2 separate regions of the Homo sapiens genome follow, and region 2 is linked to region 1. A link is an interaction called in ENCODE POLR2A ChIA-PET data of the cell type or tissue named here. Cell type or tissue: A673. All regions are shown on one strand.

Region 1 (8,000 bases):
GTTGTATATGGTGTGAGATAAGGGTCCACTTCTTCCACATGTAGATATGGATAATTTTCCTGGCACCATTTATTGAAAAGACTATCCATTCCCATTGTATGTTTTGGCACCCCTGTGGAAGATCAGTTGACCATAGATGTGTACATTTATTTCTAGGCTCTCTATTCTATTCCATTGGTCTCTATACTTGTTTTTATGCCAGTGCCATTCTGTTTTCATTACCCTAGCTTTATAATATGTTTAGAAATCAGAAACTGATTCCTTTGTTCTTCTTCCTAAAGATTAATTTGGCTACTTGTGGTCTTTTGTGGTTCCATATGAATTTTGGGATTTTTTTTTCTATTTTTATAAAGAATGCCATTGAGAATTTGATAAGGATTACATTGAATCTGTAGATCACTTGGGGTAATATGAACATTTTAACATATTAATTATTTCAATCCAAGAATATGGCTGTATTTCCATTAATGTTTGACTTTTTAAATTTCCTTCAGCAATATTTTACAATTTTCAGTGTGCAAGACTTTCACTTCTTGGTTAAGATTATTCCTAATTATTTTATTCTTCTTGTCGCTATTGTGAATGTGACTGTTTTCTTGATTTCCTTTTCAGATAGTTTGTTATTTGCATATAGAAATGCTACTGATTGTTGTATGCTGATTTTATATTCTGCAACTTTACTGAATTTATGTATTAGTTCTAACAGGATTTTTTTTTTTGTCAAGTCTTTTCAATATGTATGATATTATCTGTAAGTAGAAATAATTTTGCTTTCTTCTTTCTAATTTGAATGTCTTTTATTTCTTTTTCTTGCTTAATTTCTCTGGCTAGGATTTCTAGTACAATGTTTAATATAAGTGGCAAGAGTGGGCATCCTTGCCTTGTACTGTAATCTGATAATTTTCTATTTCAAAATCCTTCAATAATACTTCTGGGCAAGATGGTTATATAAGCACTGGCATCTAATTCTTTCCTTTTCTTCTCTTCCCAATTGAAAACACCACTGAAAAGATTACTGAATAAAGGAGAAGAATATATCAGGACTGAAAAACTGGGAAAGAATACTATGAATATACCTAGGACTTGAACTTAATCCTGCTTGAGTGAAGATGGAATCAAATTAATAGAAAAAGCTGTCCTTTGACTTCTCCAGTACAAGAATAACTTGCTAGAAAAGAAAGTACAGGAAACTTTGGAGAACCCTGATTACAGCCTCCTTCAGACCCTGTGTTGTGAGATAGAATTCCTTATCTGGTTCTCATGTAAAATTAAACTGAATGTGACCTACGTACATTTCTGCAAATGTACTCACATATAGTTGAGACAGCAACCAATACAAGTAGTATTTTCTATAAGACAATTCACTGGAGGACAAGCCCTGCAAATGTTATAACATACCCTTGCTCCAAGAAGTTTTAATACATAAATGTTGGGCTCTCAGCTAAGATAGTATGTCTCACTTTCCAATCATGCCAAGTAAGAAATGGTATTTGTATTAAGGTACAAATATCCTCCTGGACAGTACAGCCATTAAATAATCTGACTACTACATAGAGAAACAGAAAAACACTTGCTGGTTTACCTTTTCAGAAGGAGTTTTTAATTAACTGTTACATATTATCATGAAAGCTATTATAGTGTAAGTTGCCTGACAGAGCCATATGTTTTACTACAGAGGGTTAACTTTCATACTAGCATTCATTAAAATAGAATCTTTTCCTATTTATTTGTAAATATTACAATTAACATATTTTTTAAAGATCAGAAGAAATTGGAGCCATTGGTTGAGATACAGGTAGAAAGACAAATTTTAGAATTACGATATAGTGCATATTTCTTGGCAGGTAATATATATGTATAAAACATACCTATATACATATCTAATGTACATACATATCCATATATAAGATATATATGGAAGTGTGTGTGTATGTGTGTGTGTGTATGGGTGTGTGTGTGTATGGGTGTGTGTACAAAGTAGCTTTGGGATGGATAGACTCAATCTATTCCAAAATTCAAGAAAGACATCCTTTCCATGTATATCATATATATATATATGACATGACATATATATATATATATATATCTCATATATCCATATATATCCTATCCATATAACCAGCACCAAAAAGTTATATGCCTAAGTTACTTTTAGGACAGCCTGCCTTACCCAGTGAAGAAAATGATATGCTAGCAATAAAATAAGCAAAACCAGCATTTCCTTCCCCTGCTGTTATAATCTGTTACTCCCCTTTATAAACTGAGCAAATAGAGACTCTCTTCAGGTGGCTGTGTGACTACTGGTATTTGTATTTGAAACTTAAGGAAAGACTGTATCACACATACAGTACTCGAAATTTGTATTTAACTCTTTTTTTTTCTTAAGTTGAAAATGGTAGATAATTTACAACACATGTTGGGAGTTTTGAAAGTTTCAACTTTCGATGTTTCAATACTTCAGTTATAAAATTCAAAAATTCTCTGCTAAGGTACTTTGCATAAAGGTAGAAATATATTCAAATCACAATTAACTCTACTTGAAAGCACATTAAGTAACCTTTTTTAAACAAAATAATTATTTGAACAAAGTTCAGGTGTAAAAATGTTAACTATAGAATATAAAAGAATAATACAAATTGCTTTTAACCTTTACTGTTCAGCATTCTTTTCTAAGAAGGTTATTGCAATGAATGATTTTAATTATGTCCATTATTAGCCAAATAAATGACAGAAGAACACGATGTGTAGAAGCATTAATTAACATACCTTATCTTGGCTTATTGGGGCAGGTATGAAAGAGGAATAAGATTAATGTAAAATATAGGAATTACCACAGGTTAGTATGTGTAGGAGTAGAACTCAGAAATTGGGAAGGCTGCACAATTCAAGCTCATGTTCTAATTGGTATGGGCATCTCTTAATGTTAACCCAAAAGGTGAGACTTCAAAAAGTATATGTTAAAAATCTGAAGAAAAAATCTGGTTAGCAGCCCTCTGAGAGAAAAGTAAAAAGTTTAAAGAACCATCCAGGTTTCTAGGAAGACATATAAGGACACTGGCCATGAGAGATATATATACTGTGACATTATCTGAAAGGTCAAAAGAGAAATTTGTGGATGGTTTAAAAAAAAAAAAACAACCTTGAAACAATTCCATAGAGACATTTATGAACACGTTGAAAATATCTAAAACATCTTATAACATGACATTTTTCCCCCTGAATTAAATACCAAAAATGTACTGTCAGGGGAAGAAAGAATCTAAAAAAAAAAAAAGATAAAAAAAAAGACAAAAGGAAACACAAGGACTAAATAGACACCATGAGTGGTAGGACTAACGGCTGAGTTTCTCCTCTGGTAATGAGGACAGCAAGTAAAGAGGATGTGAGGTTTAGAGGATGTAAGAAGCAGAGAAGTTTAGTTTAGTTTTATTTTGCATTGACCTCTGCTGTACAGGAGAGTGAGGAAACGACTATTCCAAGGGCACTTTCTGAGAAAAACAGTGGGGTAGTAGTAGAGAGCAATCTCCTAGGAGGAAATAATAGAGCAACTTGAGAAATTCCACAGCAATAAATCACCATGGCCAGATGGTATTCAACTGAGAGTTTCTGAAGGAAATAAAGTGTGAAATGGCTGAGCTACAGATGAGGATATGCAATGTATTTGGAAAACAAGCAAGTATTTCCAAATATTGCGATTTTGCTAATATGAAGCTTTTCTTTCAGAAAGAAAAATAATCGAATTAAGATTTTATGGAATTACAGACCAGAGGCTCTCTTGGTGATAATGGAGAAACTGATAGAGTCTAATTAAGAATAGCTTCCTTCAACATCAGGATAAGGTTAACCTGCTAAGGTCAAATTGCCCACTGAGTCTATAAAGAGAACACTGTTTCTCTCCATCCTATTAAACTTATCTGGAAATGTCAATAAAATACTAGATAGAAGTAAACCAGTAAATGTAATTTATTTGGGAATTACATGAAGCTTTAAACAAGGTCACATGAGAGTATTGGGGAAAATAAATAAGCACAGTCTTTGGAAGGAAAGGCCACAGGAGAAACTTCTGTCATTAACTGTAAAACTTGCTAAGTAATGAAAACAAAGTTTCAGGGACAATTTCTCTTTCTTTTCTTCCCTACAATGGGGTTACCTCTTCCAGAAGCATAGATCACCTTCAAATTAAAAAAAAGAAAAAATACACAAAAAAGGAATTTCACTGCAGACAAGAGGCAGCCTAAGAATATGGAAGGGAAGATGAGCTCCCAAACCAAGAAGGAAAGTAGACCAGGAGGCAATGGCATAATAAGCATGCAGCAAGATTTTTATGTATCAAATAGAATCGGAAAGCCACACGAGTTTAATTTTCTCATCACTGTGTCTGTGTAAGCATCAAATTTTAATGAAAACTAACAAGTGATAAAGTAATAAGACAGTTTTTTTATGTATTTAAATGAGGGCTGTCTCCTTTGAAGTTGTCACCTTTGAATACTATATGCTTATCCAATAGTATATAGCTTATCCAATAGTTTGATGCCCTGGATCAAACTACTTCTAAAAATTTTTCTATAAAACTGTCTTCAGAGCCAGTTGCATATTGTTTTGAAATTATCTAATGGAGGCAAATCTTCATCCTTTAAGGGTGGAGCCAGAAGCCATCAAGGAAGAATGGAATTTCTCTCCAAAAAGCAAACTTAGTCTACAGCTAAAACAGTTCTACACACTCCAATTAACTCTTCTGTCAAAGAAGCAGTATTATACAGGAAAAAAACAAGGGACATGCAGTAGAATCTTGAAGAAATCTACCCATGGGCCTGGGGCAATCTCCTGGGTCACAATTTGGGAGCTCCAAATGTTAGAAAGTTTCTATGCCACACACGCTAAGACCTGTTTCACTGTATAACTTCCACTTGCTCTTTGAATTGTCCTCTGAAGCCAAAGAAAGTACCAGTGGACTTTCAAACATTGTGAATTGCTATAAAAATCCTCATTCTCGTTGGCCCAGTAACCTGCTGCCTTTACTTCAGGCTAAATATATAGCTCCTTTAAATAGCCCTCATATGGTACCACTTGCTTGTCCTTTCATTGTTCTGGTCACTCTCTACTCACCGAATTACATTTGTTTCTGTGTCCCACTTTTATGCAATCTTTCCCTTTTACAAAAAGCAATTTCTGTTAATTGTAGGAAATATAGAAAAACATAAAAAAGAAAATTTAAGTTTTTCATATTATAAAATTTCTGAAGATATGTTGCTAATACATTATCATTTTAGTTTTCAGGATTTTTTCTATGAATGACTTTTGCACAGAATTGAGATCCAATTGTTTACAGAATACTGCCTTTTCCTTAAATTACTACAGCCACAACCTTCTTAAATAAAGGTACCTATAACAAAACACAATGTTCCACATTAACTCTGTTAATAGAACCCCTTAGATCTCCTTAGCTGCTTTGGCAGCCACAATGTACCACAGACACATATTAAGCATACTGTCATAAAACCTCTATGACTTTTCTCTTCAGTGCTATTGTTTAGCAATATCTCTCCCATTTGATTTTACAATGTTGGTTTTAGGGACTGAAATTCAGAACTGTTTATATTTACCTCTATTTTGTTTTACCTCGTCATTTTTAGTCCCTAATTCCAATCATTTAATATGAATCTGAATTCTGATTCTATTATTCAAAGTATTAGCTATTTCAATAACAACTGTGTCACTTGCAAATTTCATCAGCATGCCCTTCAAGTGCTCATTCAAATAGCTGTTTAAAAGAGTGAAAAGTGTTGAATAAAGAAATAATGATATAATACGTCAGTAGGGTCCTTTTCCCATGTTGATACTGACCTACTATCAACTTCATATTAGGTCCATTTGTTTAAGTAATTATGGGTTAATTATTAAGTCATTTGTTTTATCTTACCACCCTTACATACACACATTTTTATAGATATACAGAATATGGTATCTTTCCTAAAGAGATGTGTCTCTGAAAAACTATATAAGGGAATTAAATTACATTTTAAATATCAAACAGAATTCAATATTGAAAGGATATCTGTAATGAAAAAATCTGTTCCTAATATGAATAATATTTTGTTAACGCTGTTTTATCTTAGCTGTTACTTTGGTGTGTAATATTTACGAGTTAGAGTTGCAAAATCAAAACACTGATTGAACAGAAGCTGGATCCTAGAAGATTGTGGATAGAAGACCGAAATCCAGTCTGTGGGGGAAAAGAACAAGAAAAAAATTCATTTGTTAATGTGGATCTGGATCTTGCAGTAAGTTAACCTTGCTAATTTGTTTGTAAAGGCTGAATTTAAAAAGAAATCATCAAAAATGATATTGACCTGTTCAAATATATGTTAAGTGAACCTTAAAGTTTTCCAGTGAAAGTAAATTGAATGAAGGGGAAAAAGGACAGAAGCAGTTTGAAGTCATGTGAATGCTAATGAAGGAGGGACACAGAAATAATAATTGCACACTATCAGCAGCATTTTCTTTTCCTGACTGGAGTTTATTATTTGTTAATGCATTCATTGCTACTCAGTTTATAAAGTACCTATGGTTATTTACCTGAAAGATAAATAGGCAACTTGTACTTTAACTTTTTTTTTGCCACTTGATATGTTAAACAACCTTCATACTGAAAAAAAAAAAAAATGCAATTATTGAAGCACAGCTGAATGGCCCCAGAGCACACAGGCTCCATTAAATTTGCTTACATCTAATGACTCCTGCCCAAGGCAGGTGAGAAATTTATTCTGATAAGATCTTTTCTTTATCCTGTAGCCAAAAAAAAAAAATGAAATAAAACCAGTGATTTTTAATCTAATCATGATCTAAAACTATTTGTGGTATTTGTTCTTTAAGACCCTATAAAGCTGGGCTTTGTGCAATAACCATTATAATTATGTTTTCAACTGCTTAATACAAACATTTCTTTCCAGAAAAATTAGTGTAAGTCATCATCAATGTCAACTATAAATGCATTTCCTGTAATTTTCAAGTTAAATGTTTTAAGGTCAGTTAAAAAAATTATTATTTAGAAATTGTGACACTGCTCCAGTTTCCTAAAACCCATAGCTGTATCTTATCTGAAATATCTTTAATGTGACAATGCAAATAAAAATGTGAAATTACAAGTACAGTATAGGAAGCCAAAAGACCCAAGATTTACCCAGTTTAGACAGTGGCTTTTATGAGCCTGTCAAAAACAAAAACAAAAACAAAACCTCCTACTTCCAGTTCCATTGAAAACCATAGACTTTATTTTTCTTGCCTATATTCCATCTGTTGTGTGAAAAACTCTCAATAATTTTTAAAGGTGGAGAAAAGAAAGAGAGGTAACTGAATTTATGTTGCAGCACAGTTATATAACACCCAAGATTCTTCTTTGTCAAACAGAAAAAGCGGCAAACGAAGGATATGAAAAAAGCTTAACCAATGAATTCACTTGTTCACATACGTCAAAAGTCATTCATAATTACCCCTATACCTATCTAGCAGTAATAATGTGTGTAATATGTTAAACTGTTCAAGAAACTTTTGTACCTATGGCCCCATTTTAGTAGTAAATCTTTAGGATAAGTAGTAAAACAATGGTTTTACTGATAAAAGGGAGGTTATGAAAATGGAGGCTCTGGGGTGAAGTGAATTCTCCAGGTTGCAAGGTTAACGAGTGATTAAATCAGGAAAAAAAATGTACAGATTTTGACTTTGAGTCCAGTACTCTTTCCTGAAAATCAAGTTAAGCCATAATCAAATAAAGAAGTGCTCCTTAAGCTAAGGCACATAAACAGCAGGGTGCCAGAGGCTATAAAGACCCAAATTAACTAGGTATACTTTCCTGGAACAACAATTTTGTTACAAGAATTAGAGAAAAAAATCCATAAGAAAGGAATCCATAAGAAAGAAATATAATGGGGACAAGCATGTTGATGTTAGACATAAATTGAAAAGTCTAAGGAGAAATGACAGTTAATTATCATAAAAAGCAG
Region 2 (8,000 bases), 160 kb before region 1:
GCACTCTTTGAAAAACAAAAGGCTTACTATTTTTAATTTTAATTGAAGTTAGTAAGGAAATTCCTTAAGTAGCTCTTGTATCTCCCAATCATGTTGGTGAATTTGAGATTCAGTGGGTGGGAGCCCAGCAGCAGTCAGGTGGAATGGCCTTTAAATAAAGTACCAGTTTGGCACAACAAAGCATACCACGCATGTTCATTTGTACATTCATTCATTCATTCATTCAACAAACATTTACTGAGCTAGGTACTGAGAATACAGAGATAAATATGACATAGAACTATAATTGAATTCCCAATGTCAATATTGTGTGCAAGATGTTCTGAGAGAAGAAAGGTAGAGTGCCTAACTCTTTTGGGGGTCAAGGAAGACTTTACTGATGAGACATTTGGCCTCCATAGGCAGATTATGAGCATAACATGAAAAGCAGGGTTTGGAGAGTCTTGTCGAACATTCAGAAGGAACTGACTGAAAGTACATTACACTCCGATGTTCATAATTATTACTGAGAGAAACAGTTATGTCATTCTAGATTGGGCCATGCTGTCTATAGTCCATACAGTGAAAAATAATCCATCTAGAAAAATAACCACACAAGCTAGCGGTCAGAAAACACAAAATAACAGTACTGTGGTTTTACTATAAACATAGTAAAATAACTTCAAATCAAATCTAGAATATAATAAGAATTAAAAAAGATATTCAATCTTAAAATGCTTTGAAAGGAAAAAAAAGGACAGTATAAGTGTAAGAAACCATTATTATGAAAAAGAAGTAAACTTTCAGCCCGGCCACAAAAAGCCAAAATACTTCCTTTTGATAACCCCTAAATTACATTTTTCAGAATGTCTTTTTCTCTTGAAGGCATCCACAATATTCCACATGATGTCTAAGTGTAGCCAGACTGAACTGACATTCTTTAGGCATTTCTTCAAAGAAAGGAATAAGATTTGACAGATTCCTTTGCACAGGGGGAAAAGGCATAGAAGGACAAGGTCTGGTGTGAATCTTAACACTGCTCTCTCCATCTGCAAGAGTCCTCCTCTGCTACACTGTAATAATAGCTTCTGAAGGTGTTAGCACCCAGCAAGACATTTCTCTGCCTTTAAAAAAAATTCCGTAGCTTTTATTTTGGGATTTGAAACTAATCTATTGTGTTTAAAAACACAGTCACTAATCCCCATAATATTTTACAGTTTAGTTTAGAAATACAAATTTTCACCACTTGACAGGTAAAATATGAAACCAATGCAAAAAACATGTTTTAAAAAGTAAATTGACAAGTTAAAAAAAGTCTTTCTTTTATATCGCTGTCATATGATAGTCATGGCGTAGCAGTATTGTGAAGTAACATTATAGTGTCACTGATTCAATGTAACAAAACACCTAAATTGCTTTGTTGATATTGAAGTTTGTAGAGGGCTACTTCTACAAACAATTTAGTTTAGTTTTAACTGGTTGAATCTGAATACAAGTTCTCCAGGACACATGTTCTTACATGTGTCCTTTACAAAATGTTCTTTTACAAAAATATGTTTTTGTAAAAGTATGTGTAATCTAAAAACATATAGGCCAAAAGTAATTTCTACCTAAGAAGTAATCAGAAGGGACTTAATTATATCATTCCCAGGGCACAGGCTGCTATTCAGTAATGCTTCGTATTGTAACAGCAAACTTACAGGAGTAGCCAGTGGAGATGCTTATCATGTACTGTGAACCATGACATTCCAAATATGATGCTTATCAGTCTATCAAAGTTTGAAGTAGACAGCGTATGAAAGAGGCAATCATATATGGTATATATAAACAGGAGGGCTATTATAGCAGGAGGGGAAAGGAAAGCATGATCAGGTTAAGTATTCAATTAGCTTAATTGGCTTTTATTGGCTTTGTAGGTAGGCTAATAAAAAGTCAGCTAAGATATATAATATATGGCTACAGATTGTTAATCTCTGGCAAATCAGGGACTAAACTTTCAATTTATTTTAGTTCTGAACTAGTTAGAGTTTGCACTGTCAAGCAACTAACATAAATTTAATATTGTAGCAGTCAGAATCTGTTCTGATTGGCCAGTGCTAGTTCGATAATGCCTGTTAAGTATTTTGAATATTACTCCTGGTTGGTATCAAATGTCTAAAGGAGGTAGAACAGGCTATATACTTCCATTATGATTTTATTTTAACAGTACCACATAGACATAACTTAAGAATCAAAAGGTAATTATTTAATCAACCAATAATCAGTAATAATTGTTTTCTATTGTCTTTGTAGCTCTGTGTTTCTACAATACAATAGGTACTATGCTAGGAGCTTTACTTGAAAGAAAAGAAAGACATGGTTCATGCATTCAAGGAGTTTACATACATATATACTATAATACATAACATTAATACAGAAATAAAATGATTAGTGGACAACTAAGTGCAAAACTGAGTAAAATAATAATAAAATTCATAGAAATTTGGAGGCATTTATAATCACTGTGGGCAGCAATAGTAGAGTTCAATGAGGAGGCCAGTCATAAACTGGTCTTGAAAGGATACAAGGATCTGGATATATGAAGGATAGGATAAATAAAATATATAATCCAAGAAGTGGAAATGTGCATGGACAGTATAAAGTGCAGTAAAAAAAACAAAACTGAGAGCAATGAAAAATAAGGCTGCCAAGGGCTTGCTTCCAAAGAGCCTTGTAAACTGTTGTGAGTGGGCAGGGAGGAGCTGCTGATCAGATTGGGTGAGATGCCTTGATCTGTACTGGACCATTTTTACTTATGTGTGCCAAAAGGTCACACACAAGGATGAATGCTCTTTGCTTCTTCTCTTCTACCACTGAAACTAGATCTGCAGCAGGACTGAGGCCTTCTTGGTTCAGCTAGCTCTCCTCTGCTGCTGATGCTATTTTTTCACCTATCAGGCAAAGGGATACACTTTTTTCAAGGCAGGCCCTTATTCCTACTTCCTTACTGCCTGTCTCTTGGTCTCTCTATCTTCCCCAATCCTAAGAGCTCTTAGCTTCCGGGGAATTCTAATTATCTCATGCTTGATGATTTGTTTGTGGCAATATCTGGCTTTTGGAGATGGAGAAGCTATGTTTAGGCCTAAACTTCTAATTGTTCATCAGTTTTCGAGAATAGCCTGATGGTTTCAGACACCTTGTTAATGTTACATACAACTCATCTTTATTCATTTGCCATCCCTTTTTGTGTATTTATCTCCCTTTGGAGCCTCATGAGATTTATAGTAGAGGAAGGTATGAGGACTCTTGGGTTTCTTAGTCCAGTGCTCAAATAGGATCCTAGTGCTACCAATATAACCTAATGGAAGCAAAGCAAAACTGTTTGAATTTGGTGTGTAGTATACAAAAGAAAACTAGGCCAGGCGCGGTGGCTCACGTCTGTAATCCCAGCACTTTGGGAGGCCGAGGCCGGCAGATCATGAGGTCAGGAGATCAAGACCATCCTGGCTAACATGGTGAAACCCTGTCTCTACTAAAAATACAAAATATTAGCCGGGCGTGGTGGCAGGCGCCTGTAGTCCCTGCTACTCGGGAGGCTGAGGCAGGAGAATGGTGTGAACCTGGGAGGCAGAGCTTGCAGTGAGCCGAGATTGTGCCACTGCACTCCAGCCTGGGCGACAGAGCGAGACTCTGTCTCAAAAAATAAATAAATAAATAAATAAATAAATAAATAAATAAATAAATAAAAGAAAACTGAAGGAGTTTGAGCAAGAGTGTATCATTAATAAAATAAAATGGTGTAGCCATATTTGCAGCAAGAAGTAGGAAGGTGGAAGATTGAAGCTAGATAGAACAGACAGGCAACTGCAGTAGTGCAGATATAATGTGGTAAGAATAGCAATGGTAGGAATGAAGGTGAAAATACAGGTCTGAGAGATATTATTAAGGAAAGAATGGGTGACATATTCAATGCAGAGATGATGACAAAATATTCAAAAGTGACTTGAGGTCTCCTATTTTGGGAGCCTGTAAGATTTGTGAGTTTGCAGCTCTAAAAAAAAAAACAATGGGAAAGAGGAGTCTTTTTCTTCTGCTGCTTTAAAAAAATTTTTTTAGGGGAAAGCAGAAAAAACTTAGTGAGGGTGAGGTGGTTACAGTATATCTTCTAATACTATATATTTTTGAAAACATAAGATTAAAAGGAAGTTAAACATGAAGTCATGTTACAGAACCTTAGGGACAGATGGGCCAATTAATTGAAGGTATAAAAAATGGAAAAAAAAAAAAGGTATAAAAAGAACAAAGGACCAGGAATTGGGCTTTGTAGAATTAACTACTGTGAGGGCACATGAGGAGGAAAATCAGATAGGAAAAACAAGGCTGGCAAGGTAGGAAGAGGGCAGGAAAGACCATTAGGCAGAGGAGAATCAAATATAATTAAAATAAAGAATATTAAATAGCTTTCATGTAAAATAATGCCAAGATGAATGTTTCCAACATGAAAATCACCTTTTTAATTATGTAAGTCTCTGAGAAAATAATTATATTGATTGACAGCTCATTTACAATAACTCCCCAATATCAATCCCCAAGTCTTCTGCTGCTATTCAGACTTATCCCCTGATATCCTATAAAAATAGAAAACATATTATGAGGACTACCTAAATAAATTATTTCATATGTTGGAAGACTATTAGTTCTTCTCAAAGTTATTCCTTCCTAAGTTAAATCATTCCAATTCCTTAAAATGTAAAATGTATATTCCTTTTTTTCTTCTTCACTGTTTTCTTATGAACATTCCTAAATTTAGTAGTTATTGCTTGCTCTTAGGACAAACTATCTGATTATATGGTCTGATTAAATCTCTCTAAGAGTAAGGAGAACTCAATGCAACCCCAGAAATCCTTGAACAAAATGAGATGTTTAGACTTATTTAGGGCTTTTAGTCAGTAAGGATAAACCTATTTCCGTGAATTTTAGGACTTCATTTTATTTTTAATTTTTTTATTTTTATTTTTTTTGAGACGGAGTCACCCAGGCTGGAAGCTCTGCCTCCCGGGGTCACGCCATTCTCCTGCCTCAGCCTCCCGAGTAGCTGGGACTACAGGCGCCCGCCAACACGCCCGGCTAATTTTTTTTGTACTTTTAGTAGAGACGGGGTTTCACCATGTTAGCCAGGATGGTCTCGATCTCCTGACCTCGTGATCCGCCCGCCTCGGCCTCCCAAAGTGCTGGGATTACAGGCGCAGCCACCGCGCCCGGCCAGGACTTCATTTTATGTATTCTTTATTTCTTTCACATTGTTAAGGGTGTGTTTCTTTTTTTTTTTTTTTTTTGAGACGGAGTCTTGCTCTGTCACCCAGGCTGGAGTGCAGTGGCACAATCTTGGCTCACTGCAAGCTCCACCTCCTGGGTTCACGCCATTCTCCTGCCTCAGCCTCCCGAGTAGCTGGGACTACAGGCACCTGCCACCACGCCCAGCTAATCTTTTTTGTATTTCTAGTAGAGATGGGGTTTCACCATGTTAGCCAGGATGGTCTCGATCTCCGATCTCCTGACCTCGTGATCCGCCCGCCTCGGCCTCCCAAAGTGCTGGGATTACAGGCGTGAGCCACCGCGCCCGGCCTTGTTAAGGGTGTGTTTCTAAACTCTGAACATTAACTGAAATGTAAGATGCAATCCACTGAGTTGAACTATTGTCTGTTAGCAACCAAAAGAATGGTATCTATTGGCACCAATTAGGAAAATAAGAAATAAAAAAGAAGAAGAAAGAAAGGAAATAAAAGATTACTTGCTATAGTCTTTAGTCCATGTTGCATTGAAGTGGAAAATCATTTTCAGAGAAACAATATTATGAATGGAGTGCATCGGTTCTGCTGATCTTGTCAGCTATTTTGTTATCTGTATTGTAAGTTAAAGGTGAGATAATTTTGATGGTAAATAGAACCATCTGGGCTTTGGTTCTCAAATTTTGAATAGAAGTAGGTAGGATCTAAGGTTATACATTTTTTCTAGCCTTCATGAATTGTGCCTCAAGTAGTAATCTGATAATGCAGTTACAGTGATTTTTCCGTAGTTATTTCTACAGTTTTTGGACTTGGTTAATGCATTTGGTCCACAATAGTGGAGGCTGTGTCTAGTTTACTTCTTTAAGGGCACCTAGAAAAAACCTAAGTTATTTCCCTAATACACTCTAATATCTTGAAATACTAAATATTCCTTTGAAATGCTCTTGTGTTTGTAGGGAATGACAACTTCCTAGAAGGATCTAGTCCACTACATATTTTTATTACGGTTACATTCTCCTAATAAGGAAATGAGAAGAAAGCCAATTGTTGAGCTTCTAACACAGACAAGATACTTAAATACATTTTTATTTAAATCTCATAGCAGTTTTACGATGTAAAGATCCTTTGATCCTTTTCATTTTATAGCTCAGTACACAGACACAGAGAAGTTCAGTAACTTGCCAAAGGTCACAAAGCTTGTAAACTGATAGAAATGGGAGCTGAAGCGAAGACCATCTACCTACAAACTGCATGTTTTTAGTTATTGGTCTAATCAGATAGAGAGGATTTAGAATTGAGGTAGGGTATAAATACGTCCAGGAAACCACTGACAGCCAAACATAAGGCTTCCCTACAAAAGGATTAGTTCAGCCAAACTTCTTTCACAGTGTGTAACTAACACTTATCCCAAAAAGCTGCCATGCTGCCCAAACCTCTGACAGTTCCCATAGGAAAAGAAGGGTTAAATAAAAGGTCAATGGAGTTAAACAAACAAACAAACACACAAACAGGCATTATTCACCCTTTCTGGCTTTCATCAACCCCACCCCCTACCCCCAATTGGGTAGCTTTCATTTCATAACTTGAAGAAAAGGGATATGAAAATATATTCTTTGCAAACATTTCCTCAGGGCAAGAAGAAGAAAAAAACATTTGATAAAAAACACCCATATCAATTAAAGTTGTTTCAAAGGAAAGCATCTGAATCGAGGTGCCATCTCAGGGGAGAATAACAGGATAACAAGACCAGTAAGCACCAATAGAGCATGACTCATCCATTTTGCCAGTTACAGTTACACATATAGAGTAGAGGCAGTTGGAGTAATACATAGTGACCACTCAAGTATTCACTTCTTCAATCAATATTGTCAGGCACTATGCAGGGCAAAGCTGACCCACGATGGTGGTAGAATTCTCTGTCCCAGACATACAGGATGGGGATTGAGAATTGAAACATGGAATCTCTGGGGCTGAGGGCTGGGGATGTTTCTCCCATGGACTTAAGAATCAGAGAAAGCTACGCTGCGAGGTAGAGCAAACACCTAGATAGAAACAGAGATGACAGAAGGGAGTCCTGTTGGCTTCAGCAGGGCAGTTTAGCTCAGTGTTCAAGGGCATGAACTCTATAACCACACAGCTGTGTTTAAACTTGGCTTCATCATTTATAAACTATGTAACCTCAGACAAGTTACTTACTTCATGTTTTCTTTGTTTTCCTTATTTATGAAATGGTGGTAAAATACTATCTATTTTATAGGGTGTTTGTGAACATTAAAGACAATGCAGTTCACCTTCTGTATCCATGGATTCTGCTTCTGTGGATTCAACCAACCACAGATCAAAAATATTTTAAAAAATCAATAAAAATAACAATACAATAAAAAAACACAAAAAACCAATAGAGTATAACAAATATTTATATAGCATTTACACTGTATTAGATATTATAATTAATCTAGAGATGATTTAAAGTATACAAGAGGATGTATATAGGTTATGTGCAGACACTATGGCCATTTAATATAAGGCACTTGAGTATCTGTGAATATTGGTGTCCATAGGGGTCCTGTAAGTTTTCCCCCATGGAAACTAAGGAAAGACTTTATATCCAAAGTGCTTATAATAAGGGCTAACATCTAGGAAGCATGATGTTATGGACTGAATTATGTCCTTGCTGATATTGTTTGGATGTTTGTGCCTTGAAATCTCATGTTGAAATGTAATCCCCAGTGTTCCAGGTAGGGCCAAACACCC

Evidence for each region. Peaks named below come from ENCODE experiments on the same cell type or tissue, not always from the same donor. Only the 100,000 strongest peaks of a DNase experiment are listed, where the experiment ranks them.
Region 2: POLR2A ChIA-PET joins it to region 1 with 6 read pairs; 2 of 35 experiments call an interaction of 5 or more read pairs at or near these places.

Annotation. Positions count from the first base shown.
Region 1 is chr15:35,423,745-35,431,744 of GRCh38, forward strand. The region is part of intron 5 of DPH6 (diphthamine biosynthesis 6); the gene reads right to left. It overlaps LOC124903464 (a long non-coding RNA gene), which reads right to left. Exons shown (of 2, transcript XR_007064580.1): 1 at 6,577-8,000; 2 at 1-6,223. Among named protein-coding and RNA genes, the nearest start is that of MIR3942, 55 kb to the left of the region's middle. In A673, no CTCF peak of the experiment used is centred here; a DNase peak (open chromatin) is centred at 3,577.
Region 2 is chr15:35,264,515-35,272,514 of GRCh38, forward strand. It overlaps a transcript of DPH6 not described here. Among named protein-coding and RNA genes, the nearest start is that of MIR3942, 100 kb to the right of the region's middle. In A673, no CTCF peak of the experiment used is centred here; no DNase peak of the experiment used is centred here.